Regions from separate parts of the Mus musculus genome. Here region 1 is linked to region 2. Evidence: chromatin loops called from intact Hi-C (ENCODE). Cell type or tissue: heart. All regions are shown on one strand.

Region 1 (8,000 bases), 100 kb before region 2:
ACAGCCAGGGAGAACCCCAGTCTCGAAAAACAAAACAAAAAAATCCAAACCAAAACAAAAAACAAACAAACAAACAACAAAAAAACTCCCCAAAAACCCCAAAACAAAACAAAAAACCCAAAAAACAAAAAGAAAACAAACAAAACAACAACAAAGACAAAAAACCTCCCTCTCTCCCTAATGGTCAGTGCTTATGGTATAAACCTTTCCTGGAGAAACAGCTATGCATTTACAAGGTCCATCCTCCTAGTGATGGCAAAATGAGAAAGTACCTTCTTGACACAACTTTTAGGAGTCTTATTGTCACCATCACTGAATCACTAGAATCCAGGCCTGAGTAGGTCTTCAACCCACCCATTCTTCAGATAGGAAAACTAAGGCCAATGAGGTGAAGTGATAGGTCACACAGCTGGTTCGAGTCACTGCTGGTTAATGTTCAAGTTTTGAGGCTTGGGTAGAGGAAAGTTCCTTTTACTGAGTGTGGGTACAGCTTTTAGAATAATAGAACATTAGCCAGTTCCAGGATAAATATAGTCCGTGGAAGGGGCCCATTTCCCCTTAGAATGGTGAAGATGGATGGTATTGACTTTTTTTTTTTTTTACCCTGACTGCTCCAAGGAGATTATTAACAAAGGTACAGGAAAGAGTCTTCCTGGGGAAGTGATAGCAGTGACAAAGAGGAAGGTGGGAAGAGGCTTCCTGGCTAGCCCGTGGATGAAAGTATCCAGCCCCCCTTAGAATTCCATACTTAAGTGGCCCCTACCTCTTTCATTCATATGGCTTCGCCCTTTCACAAGCTCTAGGCTACAGCTTCTGCTGCCAGAAACAGGCTTTGATGTCTGCCTCTATGCCATCCCCTGAAGGATGTATGCTCTGGGCTGACCTGGGTGCCCATTACTTGCTCTTGATTTTAGCATAGAGTTTACAGTACTCTCTGACACTTCTCTGAATCACACACCCACTAGCCCATTGGCAGCTCACAGCCTGCTTTGTTTAGACACAAGCAGGGTATGTGTTGTGAGGATATCTGTGTTCCCCAGTTCTCATAGCCACTGGTTTTGCTCCCTTCTGCATTACCTGTTGCTGGCTTGGGTGGGACTGAAATGTGGGGAGACTCCATCCCATCCCTCCTCTATCCACCAGAGATTGCCTAGGAGGTCCTAGGACCCTACAGCCCCTTCTGCTTAGCCAACTCCCTCCACACCAGCACGTTTGGTTGGACACATCGCCCTGCCTTGCCTGCCTGCCTAGGTGCTGGCTGGCATCAGCTGGTGGTTCCAAGGCCACTTCCTGGGTTGGAGTGGGAGGAGGCAGAAGGTGCAAACAGGTCCCTGGGAAAACTCTGGTACTCCAGTCCAGCAGAGATGTGGGACTGCCCGGGTTGCCCTTGAAGCTACAAAGCCCACTCTCTTGGGCAACTCTTGGAGCAGGTTAAACAGAGGCATGGCCCCTTTGTGATCAGTCCCTTGTTGCCTTGGGGGGGGGGGATCCCGAGCAGTTGCCTAGTCCTGCCATTCATTGGGTTAGAGGGGTCAAAGGGTTCGATGTCGGGGAACTGGCTGTCTAACTGCAGCGGGTGGAGGGGGCGGGGCAAGTGCATCTATTTCAGCCAAGGAATCGTGTGATAGGAAACGGTGACAATGAGTCACAGGGCAGCGGGGAGCGAGCCCCCCCCCCCTCCGCCCCCCGCACACGCTCGCGGGATGGTTTCTGAGGCGAGCGTGGCCCACTTCAGTTACCTCAGCGTTACACAATCCCCGCCCGCCCGCCCGCCCGCTTGCCTGCCCGCCCGCCCGCGCGGGGGAGGGGCCGCCGGCCCGGGCTGGCTCGAGGGCCTTATGCAACCAGTGCTCTCCTGACCTAATTCCAGGCGGGACCCACCCCACAGGGAGCCTCGGCCCCGGAAGGGACAACTCCCAGAGGCGGGAGCCACGGACTCAGGCGCCCGCAAGCCACCTCCGGTTGGTAAAAGCCAGGAGGACCGCGCGGGAGTTTGGAAAATAGTGCCAAGTTCTTCTGCTGATAGGGGAGGTACCGGCAGGTGTAAGAGCGAGCTCCAAAGTGTCCAGGAAAGACCGTGAACTAGAGACAGTGACACTGAGCAAGACCGAAACAGCGACAAAACTGAGAAAAAAAATGCGCAAAAAAGAGACGAACGGGATAAACTAAGAAACTGGAACCAGGAGGTATAGGAGCAGGAAAGCAAGCAGGAGAGAGGGAAAGAGCACGAGAAAAGAAAAAAAAAGCTATAGGACCAATCAGAAGACTGAGACACAGCTTTTAAAAAAAAGCTAAAGTAGGGAAGACAAACTCCTTGCAATGCCCCCTCCCTCCTCCTCGTGGGCCACGGGCTCTTCCCTCGCCACCCCACCCCCCAGCCCGCGCGCGCGCGCGCGCGCGCGAAACCAAATCAGTCCGGTCCGTCCCCCCGCCCCCGCCTCCCAGCAGGGATCGCTCCCCCGCCCCCCTCGCGTGGCGAGCAAGCCCGCACGGCCCCTGTGGCGGCGCATGGGGGGTGGGGGGGACTCACCTAGACGAACAGCCTCGTTGTACTTGAGCAGAGCTGCCTCCACCTGGTGCTCGCGGAACAGCCGGTTGCCCTCGTGCCGGAGTTGCGACGCCCGCGCGGGGCCCGGGAACAACTTGCCCAGGAGGCCGCTGAGTACCACGTTAACTCGCAGTTGCAGGGGCGCCGGCTGCCCCGCGCGCCGCGGCCCGCGTGCCCTCCCACTGGCCGCCATCAGAGCGGAGAGCTTGACCCCGCACAGAGCGCAGCGCCGATCGGCGGCTCGCCCGCGCTCCAGGCACAGTTTACAAAAGGTGTGGCCGCACCACAGGGACACCGGGTCTGAGAGAAACCCGTGACACTTCTTGCACTTAAAGCCATCCCATACCTCGGGGGCCACGGCCGCGGCCTCCCCTGCCTCTTTCAGCGCCGCGGCGCAGCAGCTCGAAGTGCCGCTCGAGTCGGAGGCCAGCTCCTCTTGCGGGACACTGTCGGCCAAGCAGCGCACTAGCTGCTCCAGCTGCTCCGCTACGAGCTGCTGCCTCTCGGAGAGCTGTCGGTACACCTCGAGGGCTTCCCGAAGGTGCCCCTCAGATGCCAAGGCATCCGCCTGCGTGAGCAGGACTTTGCACTCCAGCGGTGTCGGGACCGCCAGAGGCAGGCTTTGCTCGGGCTCTTGAGCCCCGAGAGCTTGGGAGCCCTCGGGTGTCACCTCCTCCGGGTGGGCGGCTGACTGCCCTGCGGCCGCTGATGTCCCCGGCTCCTCCGGCTCCGCCAGCTCCAAGTTGTTGCTGCCGAGCTCGGCGGACAAGCTCACCATCTGTGCGGTCTGAAGGGAATCCATTGAGAGAAGGAACTGCGGAGGTTGGAGTGAGGAGAGGCGTCTAGGAACAGGGAACTAGCAGGAAAGAGCGGCGGCTGGGAGCGGGCTGCGCGAGCGAGAAGGCGGGATCGCCGCGCGCGCGAGTCTGCCTCGCCTCCCGAGCTCCATGCCGGCTGCCCCGCGCTGCCTAATAACTGTCTTGTCTCAGCGAAGCGTTATATAAAACGCAACCACGTGACTCCTACCACGCTGCTCATTGGCCGGCAGCGGGGAAATTGTTACAAAACCAGACAGTTTTGTAACAGCTTTGCGCTTGCTTCTTTTGGCTTGGCTTTTCTTGGCTTGTTTTTTGAGGTTGTTTGCATTTACTCTTTCTTTCTCACTTGTGATTTTGGGTCCTTTCTGGACTGGGGAGAGGTACACAACCTCTTCTTCCACGCTTTTCCAGCTCTAAACTCTTTGCCATCCCACCTCAAAAGTAGTCTGCAAACAGGTCCGCTCTGCCAGCCGCTTGTTGGAGTCCCCCCGCCCGAGAGAGGCCGGTCCCTATCGGCTCCAGTCACAGAAGTTGCTGGAATGCCAGGCTCCCCTCCAGGGGGCGATGGCTGATGTCTGCAAAGGCACCTAGGGACACCCAAGAAGTCCTCATTTGTTCCCTAGAAGAGCGTTAAGTGCCCCTGCTGAAGCTCCTGGGTTTCCTGAGGGATTCCCCCAAAAGAGACTTAGTGCAGTTTTAGGAGAGTTCTTTGTTTCTTACCAAGACAGCGAATCATGAGCAAATGGTCCAGCGGATAAAACAAGTTAGGCAGTCCGTGCTGGGCAGCAAGGGAAGAACGCACATCTTATAATCCTATATTAGATTGCTCATTGGGACCCCAGGGAGGCGCCCTCCGGTTCTCCTCCTCTTCCCTCCCACCCCCAACTCAGGGACCAGTGCTGGAGCGGGCACCCCCCTGGAGATTCACTGGCTCCAGGACCCAGAGACCAGATGGGCACCACCTTGAGAGCTGAGTTTGCTGAGTTCGCTGTAAACTCGGGGGGGGGGGCGGGGGGGGAGCGTGAGGGAAGCAGAGGGAAGATACAAGCCCAAGACAGCAAATCCAGAAAAAAAAATCAGAGAATTCAGTCACAGCCCAGCTGCTAAACAGCCTCCAGGTTCACAGAAGCTGACTTCTGGCAGGCCGTGCCTAACCTTAGGGTTTGTGCCCTTGCGCTAGGTTGAACACAAGTTGTAGTGCCTGGCTTGGGCTGAGGAGTGGGGCGGGAAATTCCCAACCAGGCACCCCTTAAAAAAATGCCAGACTGCTCACAAACTACACAAGGATTTGTTTACTGCTGGCCTTTGCATTTCAGACAAGAGCCATGAACAAAATGAACCGGCAGGGTTCTGGAGTACCCCACTTCAGGATAGACTGCTTCAAGAAGGAAGGCTGAGTTCAGTCAGGCTTGCTCTCAATTGTCTTCCTCCTCCCTCCCGCGCCTACAGGTCCTGGAGAGTGCTCAAATTAAGATTCCAAGCTGAGTGTCTCCAAGTTGCCTCCTGCTGTGGTCATTTAGCTGGGGGGTCTTGGGCAATATCATCTAAACCTATTATTTTCACTTCTAAACAAATGTCTGGGATGGTTTTAGCTGGGATTAAGTCTTGTTTCAGAGCTGGAATGATAGACTCTTTGCCAGCATTGAGGTCCTTAATCCAGCCTTAAGCCAACAAACACCAAGATCCTGGAGAATAAGTATAGACAATGTGCAGCACACTTCAGGGCAGCCCCCCCCCCCCCCGGTCAGACAGGACACGGAGGGACAGAGTAGAGAAGGGAGGCAGTTCATAGACTAGAAAGAGAGCAAGAAAAGAAAGGCTCAGGATTCAATCAGGAAGGCAGGAAAACAACACAGGAAAACTTGGTCTAGCTTTGGCTTTGCTGAACAAATCCTTGGGGTCCTAAAGTTTCCTCCAGCCCTAACCTTGAGTATTCTTGATCCTAAAACCAGATTTCAGGCGTTAACTACTGAATCTCAAATAACTATTCCATATTCCATGGCAGGTTTGGGGAGGTGGGGCATGCTTGGGGCTAAAGACTGAATTCAGCAGCAGCTACAGAGGAGCACGGGGCTCCAAAGGCTATCCTCTATCATGATTCTGAAGCTAGGGAGCCCATCAGGAGACTGACCAGGAGATGGAGGAGGTGGAGAAAAGTCAGTAGAGAAGAAGCTGCAGTTTCTGGTGGCTTGCTATCTGGAGCTGGGACAATCATTTCACTCCTTAGTTTACTCTGCTATCAAATGGAATTCCCAGAACTAGTTATATGTCTACCACTTCTGATACCTATAAAGAAGGACAATCTGCAGGGCATGAAGAGATTCATTTGAAAGGACCATGACACCGGTAACAAGAAACCTCTTAATTTAAAAGCATCATCCCTTTGACATCTCCAAAACATTATCCCAAATTGTCTTCCAAATGCAGTGGTGAGGATGTGCCTTGCTTCTTAAACCACTCTGTTTAATACACTCCTTAAATTTATCCCTCTGTAACCTACAGGTCATGGGGAAACAAGAATGTCAGGCTGGGCAGATGGTCACAGTCCTGCCTGCATGAGGAAGGATGTGCTTTCAAGGCCTCTTCTGGACACCTGCATTTACAGGGTGCTGACCATGAATTTGGTTAGGAATGGTTCTGATTATTAGGGTAATAGAGGGGCCTCTGGTGCAAAAGGCAGTTGCAACTAGCTGGCTGCTGACCAGACCAGATTCTATAGAAGAACTTTACATTGTGAACCAATGTAGTAGACTACATCCAACGAGCATTCTACAGAATGCTGGGGAAACTACCACGGTGTTTTTCTTTTCTTCTTTATGTAAGTTAAACAAACACTAGTTTCATATATGTTTGTGAATCAAGGTGGAAGTCTCCTACTGAAAATAACCTCTTCCATGCTTCCCCAGTAATAACTGGAGGATTCCTGGAGTAAGGATAGGTGGAGAGAGTTGCCAACCTTTTCTTTTCAGATGCACATATTCCCCTACCGAAAGATTCTATTCTATTTATTTTATTAAGATTGCACATAGCCAAAGTGAACTGGGGAGAAAGCAAAAATTGAAACACTTCTCATTTTTACCAGCTACAAGAAAAGTTTTTCAGTTGGGCTCTGTAGAATCTCCCTGTGTCCCAGAGGGGAGTCTAAGCAGAACTGGACCCCCCCCCACCTCGCTCCTCTCCTCAACCAAGACAGCTTCATACCCACCTCATTTGAGATACAATTTCATTAAGGATTTCTCTTTAAAATAAAACTTTGAGAGTCATGGGCATTTTCATATATTTATATTTAATAGTGCCTATGTAGCAGACTGTATTCCAGGGACTGAAGCTTTTGTTAAGCAACCCTTAGCTCTCAGGTGTTTTCTTTTTGGATAGTAGTACATCTTGTCTCCCATGTTTCTGTATTGACTTTCTGAGAAAACTAGAAACCCGTGAAGACAAAAAAAAAAAAAAAAAAAAAAAAAACAACAGCAATCCTCCTCACAATACATTTCTGGAACAGGTTTTATTACACATAATAATGGAAACCCTAGTACAAGCTGGAAACATTCAGAGGGTCAAGCAGACATCCAGCTGCGCTCACTGTACCTCTGCCCCCCGATCTATTCATAAAAAGAAGGGAGCAGGTGTATAGATAATATTTTACATTCCTGGGATGAAAGAGTTCAAAGTCAAGGATATGGGTGGCAAGTAAATAACATTCTCCTCCACACACACACAAAGCAGAGGAGCTTGGCAACTCACAGACTTTAGCCAAGTTTCTCATTTCAGAACCCAGGATCAATTTCTACCCTTTAAAGACCTTCACACCTTCACATGAGAAAAAGACTGCCCATAGCTATGCAGAAGAGCTCAAGTCTTAGTACTAACATGAAGCTAACTTATCAGTGCCGGTTTTACAAATGAAGAAATGATGTGCCAGGAAACACTAGTGACTTACTACACGTCACAATGGAAGTTCAGGACACAGCTAGGATCGGAAGCCAGGGCTTGTCTCTATGTGAGCTTTCCCATGTGATCATTTTGCTTCCAAAGGACAAAATGCATCTGTCCAAATAAGAAATGATATCAGCTTTCCCATCTTTAAGACTTCCACCAGTTCAACCAATGTGCACTGAATATGTGCTGTGTGCTAATTAAGTTGGCATTTTTGGAGCAATAATATAAGGATGTGATATACACACTCCCTACTCTCCAGGAGTTCCTTGAAGAAATGAGAAGCAAAGCTCTAAAACTATCAGGTGACAACAATAGGCAGTATGGAAAAAGTGTCAAGGCTGGGGAACCAGTGTGTTCATAGGGAGTGCTCAAAGACAACAGAAGGCAGCACTTCCCATCTCACAAAAAGGTGCCTATGAGTTAGGTGGCAGAGGATGTGAACAGCTTCTCAACTCAAAGGGGACTCTTTGACATTGGAGCTGTGTTCCCTGAGAAAGGTGGAACATTCAAAGTTGAGCTGGTCAAGCCCCAGAGTACCTTTTTTTGTGCTGAAGGTTGAACCCAGGGACTCACACAGGGTCAGCAGGTGCTCTACCATTCCATTGTCCTCCTAGCCCAAGCATTTGTGTTAAAACTTCCCAGGCAAATATGATGCTCTATGTGGTCTAGTGTTCACCTGTGGAAAGGATGGGGCA
Region 2 (8,000 bases):
CATACATTATACATGATATATGCATGTATAGATCATGATATATACATGAAAAATAATTTAAATTGTAAACTACAATCAAAGTCAATAATGCATCTAATCCTAAAACTTCTTTAACCAGGGGTTGAGAAGAAGGCTCAGTTGATAAAGGGCTTGCCACACAAGTATGAGGACCCAAGTTCAAATCCCAGAGCCTACATAAAAAGGGGGGCAGATATGATGGTGTGCATTTATAACCTATCATTGAGAAGGCAAAGATGGGCCATATCATCCTCCAGCTTACCTAACAGTGAGCCATAGAGAGATCTTGTTTTGGAAAACAAGGTGAATGGCTCCAGAAAAATCACACCCTAGCCTCTCATGCATGCTTTCACATGTGTGCACCACATACGCATACACACATTAGGATTAGCATTGAATCTCTAAGGGATATGATTTATATTCAAGAACAGATTAATTAAGTTTGTCTCTTATAGTCTTGTAAGAAGAAGCATTGCATAGAACATAGTAGGAAAATGCAAACTAATCAGTGGGGCATATTTCAGACCCAGCTGTTATCTCCACTCCTTACAATTCTGTCCCTCCCTCATTCCCACTCCCCATGCCCCAAGCCACCTAGCTAACCAGCCAACCTATTATCCACAGAGCAAATAACACATGTGCATCTAGTTTAAGAGACTGCCCTTAAGAAAAGTAGATATTCCAGAAACATAAGATGGGCTGAAATTCTGGCAGATTAGTTCTTCAGGGTTTGAGCTATGCTGGCACCAGCCATCCCATTTCTATGGCAGGCACTCAAGATATTGGGGAAAATATTTATTTAGTTTATCTCTGAGAGTCAAAACAAAGAGAACAAGAAACTGTTACAAGCATAGGTAACCTAAGTCAACAAGTACTGCAGGGTTGTCTGTCTGTGTGCATGTGTGTGTGTGTGTGTGTGTGTGTGTGTGTGCATTCTATTAATATGCTCCAGAGCTTAAGTGTGTGTGTGTATACATTCTATTAATATGCTCCAGAGCTTAAGTGTGTGTGTGTGCATTCTATTAATATGCTCCAGAACTTAAGTGTGTGTGTGTATATACATTCTATTAACATGCTCCAGAGCTTGTGTGTGTGTGTGTGTGTGTGTGTGTGTGTGTGTACATTCTATTAATATGCTCCAGAACTTAAGTGTGTGTGTGTATATACATTCTATTAACATGCTCCAGAGCTTGTGTGTGTGTGTGTGTGTGTGTGTGTGTGTGTGTGTGTGTACATTCTATTAATATGCTCCAGAGCTTAAGGTTCAGCTAAATAGTATGGTCAGGTCAAGACAAGCAAATCATTTTTCCTCTTATATTCTTTCTGAGAAAGCCTTCTAGTGAGAAACTAGGGAAACTCTCCACTGGATACTCTTCATCAAGAAGGACTAATCAACTTTCCCTCTCTCTGTGATACTTAAGAGCAATAAGGAATTCTGCTCACCTAACTTCATCAGAGGGACAAACTGATTTGTGGTGAAAGAAGCCTAAAGCTTTAGAGCCCCTACAGATAGGAGGCATGGCTTGTGAGAGTGACCTCTCGTTTAAAAACAGCACCTTATTATCAAAGGCTCGAGCTGCTTCAGCAGACCTGGGACTCAGTACTGGAATGACAACAGTGGAAGACAACACTGTTTAACAACAATTCTTACGTTGTTGGTGTGATTTGGTGCGGGGTGGGGGTGGGGAGAAGCAGCCATCCAGAGTGAAGGAGGGAGGGAGGGAGGGAGGGAGGGAGGGAGGGAGGGAGGATGAGAATGAAGGGGGAAAAGAAAACTGTCTATGACAAATGGGCCAGTCATACCTCTTCTGTTGCCTCTCCATAAGTGAGGCAAGCCCTGTCTGTGGGACAGAGAAGTGGCTTGGTGCTCACTTGGTTCAGTCTCTGTCTTAAGGAAAGTCAGCATCATTCATCTATTCCCTGTAAATGGGGTGTGAAATCAATGATGAGTTGGTACCCAGAGAATGCAGCAAAGCATCAATAGCCAGCAAATCTAACAGGTACACCTCTTCATAGCTCACATCCCTTGCAGTTAGACTGAAGTGAAGGACCCAATGCTTGTCAATAAAATGTATGCAGAAGTTGTATGTGTCACCTTTAGGCAACTAAAGCATGGGAACTTTCAGCTGTCTTTTTCTTTGTGTGATAGAAGAGGGCCAACTAGTTTACACCAAAATTTATGTATAAAACACATAAGCCCATGTTGCTCATTTCTGTATCCGAATCTAGCCTCTTTTGGCTAAAGTAGGAGCCAAAATAGTCATCAATGTAGAATGTGAAAGATTTCAGTGCTTAGGTACAGTTGCTTTTAGAGAAGTAAATTCTGCCTGGATGATTGTCTTTAACATCTTCAAGTCATTCGTCAATAAAACACTGTCTCTGAGGGAGAGAGGGTCTTCTTGAAATAGTAACTCCAAGGTCAAGGCAACCTCTCTCAGAGATACACAGCTTCCTAATATCAGACATCATCCAAAATTCATCGAGTAGCTCACGAAATCTCCCCCTGGGTCCCATCACCTCCTACTGCTCTTTCCCATGTCGCTGACAGCCCTAATACAAATGATGATTCCCAGCATCTATATACAGAACGGCCTCCAAAATTCTGGTTCCTATTAGAAAAACAGACAAAAGAAAAAGAAGACAGACAGACAGACAGACACAGAGAGAGAGACAGACAGACAGACAGACAGACAGACAGACAGAGAAGCAACTAGGTTTTTCACTATTGAAACTATTTCAATTGCTTGTGGGATCAGGCCCAACCCATTTTTAAAGTTTAGCATAGGGAGAAAAAAAAAGAACTTCCTTCCACTGAAATGTCTAAAGTTAGCTCTGGATCTCTCAGTAAGCTACGGAATCCTGTCTCAGCAAGGAAGTGCAATGCTTTACAGCTCTGAACAAAAAGGCCAGTGACAACTTCCGCCTTGCACCCTTTGCAGACAGAAAACTTGTGGCTGATTTTCATACTACCCAGTTAGAAAGCCTCTACTCACTGAGTTGCAGGGGCCCCATAACAGTGGCTTATTGAAAATAACCAAGCTCTGTATTCAAAAAAAAAAAATCTTTCCAAAGCAGGTCATGCTACCAGTGAAGGTCTAAGAACTTAAACGCACAGAGAAATGTTTTTCTTGGGACTAGCGGGGAATGTTGATGTTTTCAACATCTAAGGAAACCAGTGAGAAAGCCTGTCTGGTGGACAGAGTCGAGACAAGACACCCAGCCTGGTTCCCTTACTCTGTGGCCAGAGGCCAGTTCTGCTGGGAGGGGACAGTTGGGTCGGAAGCCCTTACATCGCTGACCCGGAAGGCGTCTCCTGAGCATTGCCCAATGCTCCTGTTATACAACATGAGAAATAAATAATCAACCTTAAAAGTCAGGCAGCCAAAGCTCTACTCAAATAATAAGCCCTTTTACAAGCTGCTTATCATCTGCCAAAATCAGCTCCAGAGAACACCAGGAACTCTTGATTCTATTGTTCTTTTTAACTACTTGGGGGAACCAGACAAGCTTCAATGGCTTCATTGGTTTTTCTGAGAGACAGACCAATAAAGGATTTCCCTTTACCCACACCCTGTCCTTGATCGCAATAATTTAAACACAGAGTGAGTCCTCCCACATCTGGGAAACCCCTACTAAGTGTGTGAGTTAGAAAAAGGGCCCAGGTTTTGTTGTTGTTGCTAGTGTTTGTGTGTGTGTTATATAGAGTTTGAATCCAGGACCTTGTACATGCTATGCAAGCATGTTATCTCTGAACTATAATCTCCAGGTCTAGACACTTTCCGTCAACTGAATAAGAAAAATGTAAATGTGAGGCTTTTCAAAATATAAGTGTTTGGAAGGAAGAAGGGGACAGAACGGAGATGTGTAAAATGTAGCCCACTGCCTTTGGGGATCCTCTGGCTTAACCACAAAAGAAAAGTGGAATCTCCTAAGGAAAAATATTCAAAACCGTGTTTACACTTGTGAGTGTCTAACTGTGTGATGTTAGTCTGGGATTTCTCTGATTTTCAAAATACAGAATGGAGGCTCTAGTTAACTGGTCTTGGTAAAGAAAACCTGCGGGAGAAATTTGGTGCAGGACCTATTTCTTATGAAGCACTAGGGGGCTTTTGATGTTTATTACATATCAGTGTCTCAGGACTGTCCAGGAGACGCCAAGGTCAAGCTTTCCATTTCCTATAAAATCTTGTTTTCCTGCCTCTTCCTTCTGCCAGTCCCTCCCACAAATTCAGTCCTTGCCTCTGCCAGGCTCTGTCTAGACATCCTCACCCTCGCCTTCATCACTAGCTTATGGGTTTTCTGAGAGCAGGGAGCAGGCTTCACTCTCCCTTCCTCACTAGTTCACAGGCGAAAACAGGCCCTGGAATACCCATGGTGCTCATGAAACCATTTCACTAGAGACAAGATTAGCATTTACCACTTGAGTACTCTGCAATTCTACGTTTAACTTCCTTTATCTTTTTCTTGTTTTCCAAGTGACAAAGTTAAGGCATTGGGAGATTAGATAGCGTCCCCAAGCTCATTCTAGTAAGAAACATGAGAGCTGTACCCACTAGGCTATCAGGCTCTAGAACCTTCATTCCTGTGTGTGTGAGAGGGGTATGTATATATGGGAAGGAGGGCGTGCACATGCGCATGAACCTGTATGCAGGGGCCAGAGGAGGATGTCAGATAGTCTTCTGCTATGGCTTCCTGCCTTATTTTTCTTTTTGAGACAGAGTCTCCCAGGGAACCAAAAGCTTGCCATTTTAGTCTGGCAGGCTGGCCAACAAGCTCCAAGGATATGGCTGTCTCTGCCCTCCAATGCTGGGGATACTGGCGTGGGTAACTATGCACAACTTTCACATGGATGCCGGGAACTGGAACTCAAGTCTCCATGCTTACGCATCAGGTGTTCTTACCCAATGAGTTCCACTAGAACTTTTACTCTTAACCACCATACCAAGGTGAATGAGTAAGTGACCTCAGTAAAAAACTCTCTGTCATCCATATATATATTATATATTTATATATATGATCCATGTGAGATATGTATACACACACACACATATATACACACACACACACACACACATATATATGTATATATATATATATCACAAATGCTGACAAAACCAGTTTGGATGGAAAGCCCGGTTTATATTTATGTGGGGTCAATTAAGTATCTAGTAAGTACTCTGTACCAAGTCTTTAAGTGTTAGTGATGAAAAGATAAAATATGGTTTCATTCATGAAAGAGAAGGGAGAGACATTACAGGAGTTTATTTGCTGTGTTCTAGGTACTTTCAAAGTGTTTCACAAGTCTTAATTATCATCACACAATTTCATTACAACCCTCCAGCATGTGTTACTAGTACTAAACTGGAGAGGAGACAGGTGGGAAATCAAGGCGTGGGGAGGTTAAGGAATACACAGTAGACAGCACTCAAATGCAGCACTTGTGTTAATCCACTTCGCAGTGACAAAATACTTGAGATTTGTTTTTTTTTTTTCAGGAAAGGAAAGACTCAGGGGGTTGCAGAGGACCCAGGTTTCATTCCTAACACATACATGGTAGCTCACAAGGGGATCTGGTGCCCTCTTCTGGCCTTCACAGGCAATGCATGTGTCTAGTGCATAAACATATCTGCAAAATATCCACACACATAAAAGTAATAAATAAATCAATAAATTAAAATGTTCAAAATAGGAGCTGTGAGATGGCTCAGTAGGTAAGAGCACTGACTGCTCTTTGGAAGGTCCTGAGTTCAAATCCCAGCAACCACATGATGGCTCACAACCACCCGTCACAAGATCTGACGTCCTCCTCTGGCGCATCTGAGGTCAGCTACAGTGTACTTGTGTGTAATAATAAATAAATATATTTTTTAAAATGTTCAAGGTAAAAAAGAAGAAAATACTTACTTGAGCACCTGATTTTAGTGGTTTCAGGTCATGATCACATGGATCCTTTGCCCTCAGCTCATGGTGGGAGGATACATCCAAGCAGAGAATGTGCCATAGAAGAAACTAGCCAGCTTATGGCTGAAAAACCAAGAGAGAAAAAGGCTGATACAGCAACACGCCCTTCAGGGAACATCTCATGCTGCATAAAAAGTTCAAGTTGTTGGAATGGCCTACAAGCCCTCACAAAGTTGCCTTTGTCCTGTTTATCTGTGTCTAGTAGAATATGTGCTTTGTTCTTTTACCTCACTTAACTGCTCCATGGCCTAGGAAGCTTCTGCATCTGCTATAGTACATGACATGAAGATGCACTAAAAATATTTGACAATAAAATGAAATAGATCTGGAAAGGAGAAATCTTGACACAGAGGCAGAATCGCACTGAAACAGAGTGTAACAGAAGTCCAATAGCTAGCTAGTGCTGGACGGAGTCAAGTCCTTGAGCGCCCTCTGGTGGAGCCAGCTCCAACAAAACAACAGGCCAGGAAGGAATAGGTTGTTACTTGATGTTACAATGGAGAAGACACAGCAAACGACTACTTTTCATGGGGGAGCGTGGGAGTGGAGGAAAGAGGGGGAAGTCTTCGTAGAAGCAATGGAAAGCAAAGAATGAATAATTACATTTCACAGAAGCACGCATGTGAACAAGGTAAAGTCAAGAGTGAAGAAAAGCACATGGTAAGATCTCTATCACTGTTCAACTTCTTTGGTATCCGATGATAAAGGGGAAAAAATAACTGATGTAAAGCTTTGACTCACAGTCAAAGAAGTGAAAATCTAGTCAATTTTATAAGCAAGTTGGATGCAACGAGCACTATTGAATGTGTGGACATGGAAATAAAAACTCTCAGTTGCCAAGGAATGGCTTTAGACTGAGTAAATCTTAAGCAGAACAATTCTCCAGCTGAGCCTTGGAACAAGGAAAATTTTAACAAAAAGGGATTCTTCAGAAAGACTTAGATATTGGAAAGGACATATCATGTGCAATCCCAATAGACCAGTGGGGTTTTATAAAGGTCACAATGTTGAGTGGCAACATAATGTTGGTGAAAAGACACAGAGGGATTATCTAAAGAAAGGTCCTTGGCAGAGGTAAACACAGCAAGAAATGAAAGAAAGACTCTTACCTTGTTTTCCCCTATATGTGTAAGAACTATGGGAGAAAAGATAGAGAAAATTTAAAACACCCAAATAAACAGTCCAAGTTACATTAATAGACAGAGGATTATGAACCCACAATGAAAATACCAGTCAGGCATGTAAGGCATATGGGGCCTAATGAGTCCCACATTTTATCAAAAGGGAGTGTACAGAGAATAATCTTTTCAAATAAGGCTTTTCTTCCTTTCTCTCCTGGGTAAGATCCTTCCAAATGAGAGGTCAAAGCACCTCTTGAACCCACCTACTCCTCTCCATCTCCACTATCATTATCTTTCTTGGGCAATCCACCATCCTTAATCCCCTTAGCCTTCTGATTGGTCTCCCTATTCACTCTGCAGACCAACTCTCAACCCTACTGCACAAATCAAACAAAGTACCCAGGGTTGTTTGTGTAAGAAGTAAATCGGTCATGTTTTGTTTTCGAGTTTTCATTTTGAAACAGTTCTAGACTTATCAAAAAAAATTGTAAAGACAGAACGAAGAATCTCGGTATTATCCATCGATCCTCTGAATGTTACCATCTCAAAAAACTAAAGAGAGAGCTGTTTGTTACTAACAAGGTATGTGTACTCCTACTGCACCCTTAGGGTTATTGCACCATGCTGATCTTTGCTGTGATTTGTAGGCGTCATAGCCAAGGACTGTTGATTATTGCTTCCTTCCTTTGGAAGCTTCCATGGCACATTCTTGTACCATGAGAGGTAGTTCTCAAAGAGGCTTTTGGGTCAGTTCCAACACACACACACACACACACACACACACACACACACACACACACACACACACACCATCACCATCACCACCACCAAAAACAACAAAAACAAAAACAATAATAAAACAATAAGCCATGTTTTTTGTTTTAAATGAGAAAAGAGAGA

Evidence for each region. Hi-C counts contacts between places; a loop is a spot of excess contacts. Peaks named below come from ENCODE experiments on the same cell type or tissue, not always from the same donor. Only the 100,000 strongest peaks of a DNase experiment are listed, where the experiment ranks them.
Region 1: it touches region 2 in a loop (10-fold over the local background); 12 of 42 quality-filtered maps call a loop at or near these places.

Annotation. Positions count from the first base shown.
Region 1 is chrX:36,323,930-36,331,929 of GRCm38, reverse strand. It overlaps Lonrf3 (LON peptidase N-terminal domain and ring finger 3), which reads right to left and starts at 3,521. Exons shown (of 11, transcript NM_028894.1): 1 at 2,531-3,521. The coding sequence starts at 3,350. In heart, a CTCF peak has its summit at 3,929 (motif pointing right); DNase peaks (open chromatin) are centred at 1,859, 2,639 and 3,549; H3K4me3 peaks cover 2,874 bases; H3K27me3 peaks cover 5,823 bases.
Region 2 is chrX:36,224,379-36,232,378 of GRCm38, reverse strand. No RefSeq gene overlaps it. Among named protein-coding and RNA genes, the nearest start is that of Gm42406, 32 kb to the right of the region's middle. In heart, CTCF peaks have their summits at 5,605 (motif pointing left) and 6,416 (motif pointing left); a DNase peak (open chromatin) is centred at 3,318.